Regions from separate parts of the Homo sapiens genome. Here regions 1, 2 and 3 are each linked to region 4. The links are chromatin contacts, found by Hi-C or POLR2A ChIA-PET in ENCODE. All regions are on one chromosome and are shown on one strand. The core of a region is the stretch at or near the end of the contact, and the rest is flanking DNA. Distances in the headings are between cores, read along the strand shown.

Region 1 (2,709 bases), core at 92-2,591, 750 kb after region 4:
TGGCTGGCTGGCTGGCTGGCTTTGATGTTGGTGGATGAGATGAGGCCCAACATTCCATAAAAACAGGGAAAAAGTGTGACCAAGATGACCAAGAGGAGAGACCCAAGGATCTGATCACTCCCGACCCCGCCTCGGGCTGCCCTTCCCCAGACCAGGCACCCAGGGCCCCTGCCTTGTGTGGAGTCACTGATTCTCCCCGAATGGCCCTAGAGCACTCCCTCAAACAGGTGCTGTCACTTGGAATGACAGAAATCAGTGCAGGACACCTGTGGAAATTCTCCCCTGAAGTTGCAGCCTGACCACAGATGCCCTCCATATGAGCACTTGGCATAGAACCCACTGGTTCCCTTTAAAGCAGGTGCACGTGAACTTGGGTACTCACCCTGTGGCTGCCTCTGCCATGCTCATTTCCAAAGTGGTCCCCGGGGCTGGTCCCAGGAAGTATTGTTCCCGGCCCTGGTTTGCTGGTTTTTCTGGCTTGTGGCTGGCCATGCCACACACAGCTGCACCTGCTCTGCGGCTTTGCTTCCCAGTGAGGCGGAGGCAGGTACTAGGTCTCACTGCTGAAGATCAGAGTTCAGTGCTAGGGCAGCCAGAGAGGGAGGGGAGCTGTGGCCAAGCAGAGAGGCAGGGAGGCACAGCAGCTGCTCTTCCCACAGCTGTTTCCTCCTCTGTCCTTTCATCCACTGAAAGCCTGAACAAAAGACCTCAACACACAAGAAATGTGAGGGAAGGAGATGTTACCCAAAAGGTTCAGAAATCAAAGTGGGAGGCCGGGCGCAGTGGCTCATGCCTGTAATCCCAGCACTTTGGGAGGCCAAGGCGAGTGGATCACCTGAAGTCAGGAGTTCGAGACCAGCCTGGCCAACATGGTGAAACCCCGTCTCTACTAAAAATACAAAAATTAGCTGGGCATGATGGCAGGCACCTGTAATCCCAGCTACTCGGGAGGCTGAGGCAGGAGAATCACTTGAATCCAGGATGTAAAGGTTGCAGTGTGCTGAGATCACGCCACTGCACTCCAGCCTGGGCGACAAAGCTAGACTCTGTCTCAACGACGACAACAAAAAAGAAATCAAAATGGGCCAAGGAAGAAGTCTCGCTTTGACCAGGTCCCATGGCCTCTGCTGTGCCTCGTCCCAGCATCTGCGGTGACACAGGAGAGAGTGTTGACAAGGATGTGCTGTCCGGGAATCTCCCTTTATCCAGTGACAGCTCCATTCATCTCACCGAGCTTTGCCCAGAGCTCTGGGCTGGCTTCACTCTGGCTCTGAGTCCCTGTGAGCCACAGGGTACAGTCCACTTGCAACAGTAAACCTGCGCCAGCCAGCTGGGGCTGGAGAGAAGGAAGGGCTGGGATGGCAGCCAGCCCAGCCAGGCAGCGTGCAGAGCCAGCAGCTAGGGGAGGCCACGGAGGCCCAGGGTCTTGGGGCAGCCCCACTGCGCCCCCTGGCGGCTGAAGGAAGCTCCTGGGCGCGTCTGGACCTGGACCACCAGCTGACCTTCTGCACAGTTAAAGAGTAGCTGTGACCTGGCTTTCATATGCAGAAATAAATAAATAAATAAATAAATAAATAGAGTAGCCAGGAGGAGTAGCCAGGATGAGGGCCCTGACCAGGGCTCCTTACATATTGTGTCTCACCGCACCCCTAGCAGGCGGATGCAGGGGCGCCCTGCTCTCATGGCAGGGAAAGCTGAGCTGCACCTGCAGAAGGTTGGGGGAAGGATTAACCCCCTCCAACCCCCCCCGGTACAGAAGAGCTCCTCTCCAGCCCCGTGGCCCTCAGCCCTCAGGCATTGTATGTTCTGGCCAGGAGTCCTGGTTGTACACTGGCCGACCTAGAGCTTCAATTTTCCCAGTCCTAGCCTAGCCTGGTGTAAGCTCAGTGAAGGCAGCAGTTTTAACAGTGCTAACTGCACAGCGGCGCTCTTTCTTAATAATAACAAGAAGGACAGCTGGGGGTGGGTGTGTACTGGGAGTGGCCACGACCTCTGAGCACACTGTCTGAAAACACCACATTTTCAACAGTGTTTTTGGTTGTTTCGCTTTTTTTTGAGACAGAGTCTCACTCTGTCACCCAGGCTGGAGTGCAATGGAGTGCAATGGTGCGATCTCTGCTCGCTGCAACCGCTGCTTCCCGGGTTCAGGTGATTCTCGTGCCTCAGACTCCTAAGTAGCTGGGGATTACAGGTGTGCGCCACCACACCCAGCTAATTTTTGTATTTTTAGTAGAGACGGGGTTTCACCATGTTGGCCAGGCTGGTTTCAAACTTCTGACCTCAGGTGACCCGCCCACCTCAGCCTCCCAAAGTGCTGGGATTACAGGCGTGAGCCACTGTGCCCGTCCTTCAGCAGTTTTTAAGGTGATCTGTTGGCAGTTAAGACTTAGACTTTTTTTTTTAAAGACGCTTTAAAAAAAAAAAAGACACCTTTTCAACAAACGGTACTGGGACAACTGGATATCCACATGCAACCTTATATAAAAATGAACTCAAATGGCTCATAGACCTAAATGAAAGACCTAAAACTATTAGACTCTTAGAAGGAATTAACAGGTGCAAATCTTTTGGAGCTTGGATTAGGCAATGGTTTCTTAAATACAATACCAAAAGCACAGCAGCAACAACAAAATAGACAAAGTGGACCTCATCAGAAGTAAACACTCTTGTGCATCAAAGGACACTATTGGCTGGGCATGGTGGCTCACG
Region 2 (2,700 bases), core at 46-2,545, 670 kb after region 4:
TTCCACCATAAGGTCAGCTCCTCTTTTTCTTCCCCTTATGGCAAGGCTTATGGAGAAACTACACCACATAAATGAAGACTAGGAGCTCAAAATTCCAGAATGACCTGGGACCATGGAAAATTAGTATTTTGCCTTCTACAGTAAAGTCACACTCTTGAGCAAAGGAGGAAAAAAAAATTATCACAGTCCCTCAATCAGCAAAAATCTAGGCATGGAAGACTAAAAGAAGTTAGGGTCCAGTAAGCTTAAAAAAGAAAACAGTGACTCAGAAATTTCCTATCTGCAATATATAGCAGGTTTAGAGGACGAAAATGAAAACAGAAGATTATTTCTAGACAGCTTGATGGAGAAAGATAATATTTACCTCAGTAAAGTTACAACCATAGGAACAAATCCAGATTCTATTTGTTTTTGTACAACTCTGCAAAAAATCATAGGGTGTAATTCACTTCTCAGTTCAGAAATAAGACGTCCTTAAAAAAATAAGTAAGAGGTACTTCTTGAAAACTAAAAGAAAAAAAATCTACTCCCATAATCAAGAGTTTCCATGCAGTATTAAAAATGATGTCCAGCTGGGCGCAGTGGCTCACACCTGTAATCCCAGCACTTCGGGAGACTGAGGCGCATGGATCATTTGAAATCAGGAGTTTGAGACCAGCCTGACCAACATAATGAAACCCCGTCTCAACTAAAAACACAAAAAAATCAGCCAGATGTGGAGGCGCACGCCTGTAATCCCAGCCACTCAGGAGGCTAAGGCAGGGGAATCACTTGACCCTGGGAGGCAGAGGTTGCAGTGAGGCAAGATCGAACCACTGCACTCCAACCTGGGCGACAGAGCTAGACTCCGTCTCAAAAAACAAACAAACAAAAAACAAGACCGGGCACGGTGGCTCATGCCTGTAATCCCAGCACTTTGGGAGGCCGAGGCAGGCGGATCACGAGGTCAGGAGATAGAGACCATCCTGGCCAACATGGTGAAGCCCCATCTCTACTAAAAGTACAAAAATTAGCCGGGTGTGGTGGCATGCGCACCTGTAGTCCCAACTACTCGGGAGGCCGAGGCAGGAGAATCACTTGAACCCAGAAAGCAGAGGTTGCAGTAAGCCGAGATCACGCCACTGCACTCCAGCCTGGCAACAGATCAAGACTCCGTCTAAAAAAAAAAAAAAAAAGTCCCTCCTATAATTCAGGAAGTGAAGGTGCTAGTTGACTGTTATTTATTCTCACTCAAAAAGCTAACTCAAGGTCAAGAAGACCTCTGCCACCAGCTGCAGTGTACCAATCCTAGGAGGCTATTTCTCAGAACCCCATGCTTCTTATCAAGATGGTTCCCACGCTGTCTTCCCTTTCCCTCATCACTGCCTCCTCCAGGTCAAAGAATATCCCCAGGGCAAGTTGCAGCTGCTCCTTATGCACTCAGCCCTGGCCTCAGAGTACACATGGGTTTTGCCTCATCTATGACTCTTGGGGGAAGCTTACTATGCAGAGAGCAACTGCAATGTGTCGCTCTCTATAGGATCCCAGCCAGGTGCCTTAGTGCCATCGGGAAAATGAGAGGAAACAAGGAACACACAAAAATCATGAAATACTGCTTCGGGTACTAACTCCAAGACAGAATTTTTTTCTTAAGTTAAATGTTTAAAAACAAAAAAAAGCTACAGTCATCTATGTATTCAGTCATCCAGTCAATCCCATGCCAAGTATAATCTCTGTTAACTATGCTTAGTGTGGTCAGAAAGGAAGTCTAGATAAACAATCACAACAACAGAGTGGGCTGAATGCAAACAGCCGGGGTTCAAGGAAGGCTCCCTGAAGAAAATTACCTGTAAACTGAAGCAAGCAAGAGGTGACCAGGCTAAGAAGAAAAGAATGTTCACCACACAGCCATTACTCAGGGACGTAATTCACCCAGATTTCTATTTTTAAAAGATCAAAGGCTCCAAAAAAGCAAAGGGCCAGTAAGCACAAGACAGAGGCTCAACCTCATTAGGGAAATGCAAATCAAAACTGTAAGATACCACTTCACACCCATCAGAATGGCTACAATCCAAAACCCAGATAGTAAGTATTAGTGCTAATGTGGAAAAACTGCAAGGTTCATGCATTGCTAGTAAAATTGTAACATGGTGTAGCCACTTTGGAAAACAGTTTGTCAGTTTCTCAAAATGTTAAACAGAGGTTCCATACCCCCCAAAAATTTCACTCTTAGGCTTTGGAAGTCACCCCAAGAGAAATGCAAATACACATCCTCACAGAAGTTTGTACATGAACGTTCACAACAGCATTTTTTTAACAGCCAAAAAGTAGAACCATTCAAAGTGTCCATCAACTAGTGAATAAATAAAATGTGGCATAGCCACACAATGGACTATGATTTGGCATTTATTGGGAATGAAGTACAGATGTTATGCTACCACATGGGTGAACCTTGAAAACATTATACTAAGTCAAAGCAGCCAGTTACAAAAGACTACATGATTCAATTAACGTGAAATGTCCAGAATAGGCAAATCCATAAAGACAGAAAGAAGATTAAGGGCTGCTTAGGGCTGGGGGATGAGTAGAGGAGGAAATGAGGAGTAACTGCTCATGGATACAGGATTTCTTCTGGGCATAATTAAATGTTCTGAAATTGCAGTGATGATTGCACAACTCTGTGAACACAAAAAACAATTGAATTGTACAATTTAAGTAGGT
Region 3 (2,700 bases), core at 98-2,597, 980 kb after region 4:
GAGCCGAGATCATTCCATTGCACTCCAGCCTGGGCAACAAGGGTGAAACAGGGAGAGAGGGAGGGAGGGAGAGAGGGAGGGAGGGAGGGAAAGAAGGGGAAGAAGGAAGGAAGGAAGGAAGGACAGGAGGGAGGGAGGGGCAATGGGAGTGTTGGTCCTGATCCAGACCCCAAGAGAAGGTTCTTGGACTTTGTGTGAGAAAGAATTCAGGGTGAGTCCATAGAGTAAGGTGAAAGCAAGTTTATTAAGAAAGTAAAGAAATAAAAAAAAGGCTACTCCACAGGCAGAGCAGTGGCCTGGGCTGCTCAACTGATTATATTTATAATTAGTTCTTGTTCTTTGCTAAACAAGGGGAGGATTATCCACTAGTTTTCTGGGAAAGGGGTGGACAGTTCCCCGGAGCTGAGGGCTCCTCCCGCTTTTAGGCCATATAGGGTAACTTCCTGAGGTTGCCATGGCATTTGTAAATTGTCATGGCACTGGTGGGAATGTCTCTTAGCATGCTAATGTATTATAATTAGCATATAATGACAGTGAGGACAACCAGAGGTCACTTCCATCACCATCTTGGTTTCGGTGGGTTTTTGTGGCTTCTTTACCACATCCTTTCATCAGCAAGGTTTTTGTGACCTTGTGCTGACTTCTTATTTCATCCTGTGACTAAGAATGCCTAAACCTCCTGGGAATGCAGCCCAGTAGGTCTCAGCCTCACTTTACTCGGTCCCTATTCAAGATGGAGTCGCTCTGGTTCCAATGCCTCTGACAGGAGGCGGGAAAGGGAGAGAAGACTTTGTATTGGGTACAGTGTACAGCGCTTGGGTGATGGGTGCACCCAAATCCCAGAAATTACCACTAACGAATTTATCCATGTAACCAAGAACCACTTGTATCCCCAAAAACTATTGAAAAACATTTCATTTAAAGAAGAGACAGTTCTTTACCAAGAATTTACATCAAAACCATGTAAACTGTAGATCCACACTACATTGTTCTTTGTACCATGAATTCCAAAACCCTGAAGAAAATGGGTGAGGCAGCTATCAGGAACAAAGTGTCGTCAAATAGCTGCCCTGGACATGGGTGGGGAAGTGACTCAAGTTCCCACTCACGTCTCTCTGGGCCTAATAAATTTTGCGAACCTCACAGGGCTCACACTGCTCAGCTGTTTTTCTTTTCCCACATTCCAGATTTAGATAAGGAAGGAATCATTAACAGATTCAGAGTGGACCTGACCACCCCACAGTGCCCTTGCTTTGCTTTTGGCACAGGCAGTGTATCTCGTCTGGGGAAGGGAGAGGAGTGCATCCAGTCGGTTGACACAGGACCTCCCAACCCCAGTGCCCACGCGCGGTGTCTCCCTCTTCCTCTTCTGTGAAAAGCCACACCCCACCTTGGGCATGCCACCTGGCCGCCGGAACCCAAGTCTGCAGGGAGGGTCCAGAAAACGTGCGCCTTCCAAGTTTATCTTCCTTCAGGAGCCAGTTCTGTATTCTGTCCTCACTTGAGCTCCCTTCCAAGCTCCTACTAGATGTCCCCGAGGCAGAGAGATTGTTGATCACGCTCTGATATGCCTGGGGTGTAAACTTCAGAGACATGACAAGGTGCCTATGTGTTTTCTCACCAAGAACAGAATTTGACCTCGCCTATCAGAGAGTGCACGTGCACAGGAAGGGCGTGCTCCTGGAGAAGCACAGGCAGAAGACGTGAAAGCCGGAGCAGCAGAGGCTCTTCAGGACCCAAGGGGCTTCTGTCGGTTACACATTACCCTGGATAGACACTCCTCTTTTTATTTTTGATTTATTTCTTTATTTTGTTGAGACAGAGTCTCATTCTGTCACCCAGGCTGGAGTACAGTGGCGTGATCTTGGCTCCCTGCAACATTTGCCTCCTAGGCTCAAGTGATTCTCCTGCCTCAGCCTCCCAAATAGCTGGGATTACAGACGTGAGCCACCATGCTTAGCTAATTTTTTGAATTTTTAGTAGAGACGGGGTTTCACCATGTTGGCCAGGCTGATCTCAAACTCCCGACCTCAGGTGATCTGCCCACCTTGGCCTCCCAAAGTGCTGGGATTACAGGCGTGAGCCACCACGCCCAGCCGATATCCCTCTTTTTAAAAACATCATAACATAAAACTTATCATTTTAACTGTACATTTTTAAATAAATGTACCAGTTGAGTTGTGGTAAGTATATTCACATTGTTATGAAACAGATCTCCAGAACCTTTTCATCTTGCAAAACTGAAACTCCGTCCCCATTAAACAACTACTCCCCATTTTCCCTCCCCAAAGTCCCTGGCAACCACCATTCTACTTTTCTGCTTCTACGAATTTGGGCACTCACAATACCTCATGTAAGTAGGATCATGCAGTATTTGCTTTTTTGTAACTGATTTCCGAAGACTTAGAGCATGTCTTCATGAGTCCTTCATGCTGTAACATGGAACAAGATTGCCTTGCTCTCTGAGGCTGGATCATACTCCACTGTGCACACACCACATCTGGTTTACCCATTTATCTGTCAGGTTACTTGGGTTGCTTCTATTAATACCTTTGGCAATTGTGAGAAATGCAGCTATGCGCATGGGTGTACAAGTATCTCGCTGAGCCCCCGTTTTCAATTATTTTGGATATATACCCAGAAGTGGGATCACTGGATCACATGATAATTCTATTTTTAATTTTTTTTAGGAATTACCGT
Region 4 (2,700 bases), core at 104-2,603:
AATTTCCAACACTCCAATATTATTTGTATCTACCTGTACTATCTCCAAGCTTTCCAGTTGAAAAATATAAAATCTGTGTTACTATTGGCCTCTGTCCCTTATTCCTGGACCTGGGCGTTAGCCTAGAGTCGCTCTGAAGTTAATGATTAAAATCTTTGAGTGGACATTCTCCACCGTTTCTTGGAAGCATTCTTGAGTTACCCGTTAGTTTCCAGTCTTAAACAGAGAAATACAGATACCACCTATTGGTAATGGTTTTTAGATCATGAATCTCCTTGTGGGATTACTTTGGAACATCTCCCCGCTCTTTATCGGCAGGCCGGATGGTGAAGGTCACTTCATCCTTTATCAGATTGTTATTCAACCACAATCCTTCTTTCAAGGATTCAGAAATACACAGGTTTCTACTAAAAGAAACGTCCATATCTTTAACCAATGCCTGTTTCTAGCACATTTCTCTAAGCGTAATTCTTTTTATCATCCAGATTCTTATGATTCATTCAAAAGAAATTTAGAGCCAAATCTGGCTTTTAAGCAAATATTTCTAACAAACTGACCTATTTTAGTATCACTCACCATAAGGTTATTTCAGGATGGTGAATGACAATATGCCAATGAACAGCAGAGGCTACCTTTTTTGATTCCTAAACAACCAGATTTTGTGAGACTACGTTTTTCTTCAGTGATTCATAATCAGTTTTGCAATTTGAAAGCAGTTTATGAGTCATTCAGTTTATGAATTTGTTGTCACTTCCTTAGAAAAGGGCTCCCTTTCCTTATAGCTTTTCAAGTTTAATTCAGTCGCCTGAAAGCTTTCATTTAACCTCAGTTTTTTCTGCTCCATGAAGAAAAACGATGTTATATATCCATTTTACTGTTACTATCAGGTAAGAAGGCCTAGGGACTAGTGACATCAATTCCACGAGCCATCAGTGTCCTGGGCTTTTAATTCACAGAAGAATGGATAGTTGTAATGAAAAAAAAATCTTATAAAAATACCAGTCCTGTTTTCTAAGTTTTAAATACAGATTCTCTGTTTTTAGTTATCTTGTTTCTGCTTCCCAATGCAATAAACTCTAGCCACCTGCAGGACTGCTGGATATTCTGATCTCTCCCTAGGATGAAAGAGCCACTTTAACTGGAAATCTTTACAACAAAACACCCTCAACTATTCAAGGAAGAAATTCGGTAGACTTCCATGCACGAGGCCTTTGAGAAGAGAAAATAGGCCCTCGTTCAGGCCCAGACAGATCATTGACAGCGTTTTTGGATTCCTTTTTTGATCAGGAAATTAGATCAACATCCTTATAGGGAAAGGTTCATTTGGGGCACAGGTGGGGCTCTTTAGTTAAAGTGTCTACTTCTCAGTCCATATTAGGCAACAGGAACTGCCTGAAAGGCACTTATTTTTCATTCTGTGTCATTCAACCATAAATGACTCAGTTCTGATATTATTTACCAAGCTCCTGTTGAACTCATAGGAGAGGCAGCTGTGCAGCACTCGTAATGCTAATCTTAATATAGTCTCAGCAGGGTATGCAGTCAGTGAGAAGTAAGACGGGTCATTTTTCCTTAAGATCATATTAATTAACTAGCTGACTCATCTCCCAGGAACTGGATTGAGTCCTCAAAATGCTTCATTTCTAAAATCATGGAGGCTTAATCTAAGTAATTTTACTGTCATCTGGTAAAGCTTATTAAAGCTTAAGGGTTTTTTTTAAAAGGCACACTTGAAAACTTAGAGGATTAGAGAAACTAAGGTAATTTTAGTAGCAGCAATGAGTATTTCATTTTTAACATTTAAACATTAATCTGGCATTCTGAAAGGCCTGAGATCTTATTGCTTCTTAAAATAGGCTTTGTTTTTTAGAGCAGTTTTAGGTTCACAGCAAAATTGAATGGAGAGTTCCCATATACTCCCTGCCCACGCAGGCACAGACTCCCCACTGCCAGTGTGCTGTACCGTAGTGATAAATTTGCTGCAATTGATTAACTCGCATTGGCACATCAGTATCACCCGAAGTCCACAGTTTACATTAGAGTTCACTCTTGGTGTTGTACATTCTATGGATTTTGACAAATGGATAAAAACACTTATCTACCATTATAGTATCATACAGAATAGTTTCACCGTCTTAAAAATCCTCTGTGCTTACCCACTCAGATCTTATTTTTAGTTTCAAAGTTAATGATCTAAATATGAGAACTGAAATCTGCAAATTTAAAAAAGCACAAGAACCCAAGTGTTTAACTTAAAATCAATGGTTCTTAAAAATCATTAATATAATGTAAAAATACTAAATATTAAATTTCAACATTAATCTTGAGATTTAATTAATTCAAAACATATGTCTGAAATGTACCTTTGCAGTAGCCATGAAAAAAATGTGTTACCTAAGTAAATAGTTTAAGTGTCTGAGAAACTTTTGGCCAAGGGACTGCAGTCACTATTGCTAATTCCCTGCTATCTGGAACTTAGCTACAATTAAGCAAATAAACAACAACAACAAAGGACAGAAAAATCTCTGAAAAATCCCCCCAAATTAGGAAAATAAGCAACACAGTTCTTTTCTTTTCTTTTTTTTTTTTTTTTTTTTGAGATGGAGTCTCTCTCTGTCACCCAGGCCGGAGTGCAGTGGCATGGTCTTGGCTCACTGAAACCTCCACCTCCTGGGTTGAAGCAATTCTCCTGCCTCGGCC

Evidence for each region. A loop is a pair of places that touch in the nucleus more often than their neighbours do. ChIA-PET counts read pairs that join two places held with the same protein, here RNA polymerase II (POLR2A). Pooled maps may share reads with other maps.
Region 1: a loop to region 4 is called in a pooled map, with 2.1 times the contacts of the local background. The contact joins two enhancer-like sites. A Hi-C loop is called at or near these places in 1 of 50 pooled maps. POLR2A ChIA-PET finds 5 or more read pairs at or near these places in 2 of 52 experiments (GM12878 and PC-9).
Region 2: a loop to region 4 is called in a pooled map, with 2.5 times the contacts of the local background. The contact joins two enhancer-like sites. A Hi-C loop is called at or near these places in 1 of 50 pooled maps. POLR2A ChIA-PET finds 5 or more read pairs at or near these places in 2 of 52 experiments (GM10248 and WTC11).
Region 3: a loop to region 4 is called in a pooled map, with 8 times the contacts of the local background. The contact joins two enhancer-like sites. A Hi-C loop is called at or near these places in 3 of 37 single-sample maps with no recorded cell type and 3 of 50 pooled maps. POLR2A ChIA-PET finds 5 or more read pairs at or near these places in 1 of 52 experiments (GM12878).

Annotation. Positions count from the first base shown.
Region 1 is chr1:8,847,635-8,850,343 of GRCh38, forward strand. No RefSeq gene overlaps it. Among named protein-coding and RNA genes, the nearest start is that of MIR6728, 18 kb to the right of the region's middle. Within about 2 kb of position 1,342, at least 16 of the 41 ENCODE cell types and tissues checked have a DNase peak (open chromatin) inside an H3K27ac peak, as active enhancers do.
Region 2 is chr1:8,762,781-8,765,480 of GRCh38, forward strand. The region is part of intron 1 of RERE (arginine-glutamic acid dipeptide repeats); the gene reads right to left. Among named protein-coding and RNA genes, the nearest start is that of RERE, 54 kb to the right of the region's middle. RefSeq lists an enhancer at 1,291-1,340. Within about 2 kb of position 1,296, at least 4 of the 41 ENCODE cell types and tissues checked have a DNase peak (open chromatin) inside an H3K27ac peak, as active enhancers do.
Region 3 is chr1:9,077,689-9,080,388 of GRCh38, forward strand. It overlaps a transcript of SLC2A5 not described here. Among named protein-coding and RNA genes, the nearest start is that of SLC2A5, 9.4 kb to the left of the region's middle. Within about 2 kb of position 1,348, at least 6 of the 41 ENCODE cell types and tissues checked have a DNase peak (open chromatin) inside an H3K27ac peak, as active enhancers do; they include GM12878, where a contact is called at or near this core.
Region 4 is chr1:8,096,143-8,098,842 of GRCh38, forward strand. All of the region lies in intron 2 of ERRFI1-DT (ERRFI1 divergent transcript), which reads left to right. Among named protein-coding and RNA genes, the nearest start is that of ERRFI1-DT, 71 kb to the left of the region's middle. RefSeq lists enhancers at 539-1,738, 1,104-1,153. Within about 2 kb of position 1,354, at least 18 of the 41 ENCODE cell types and tissues checked have a DNase peak (open chromatin) inside an H3K27ac peak, as active enhancers do; they include GM12878, where a contact is called at or near this core.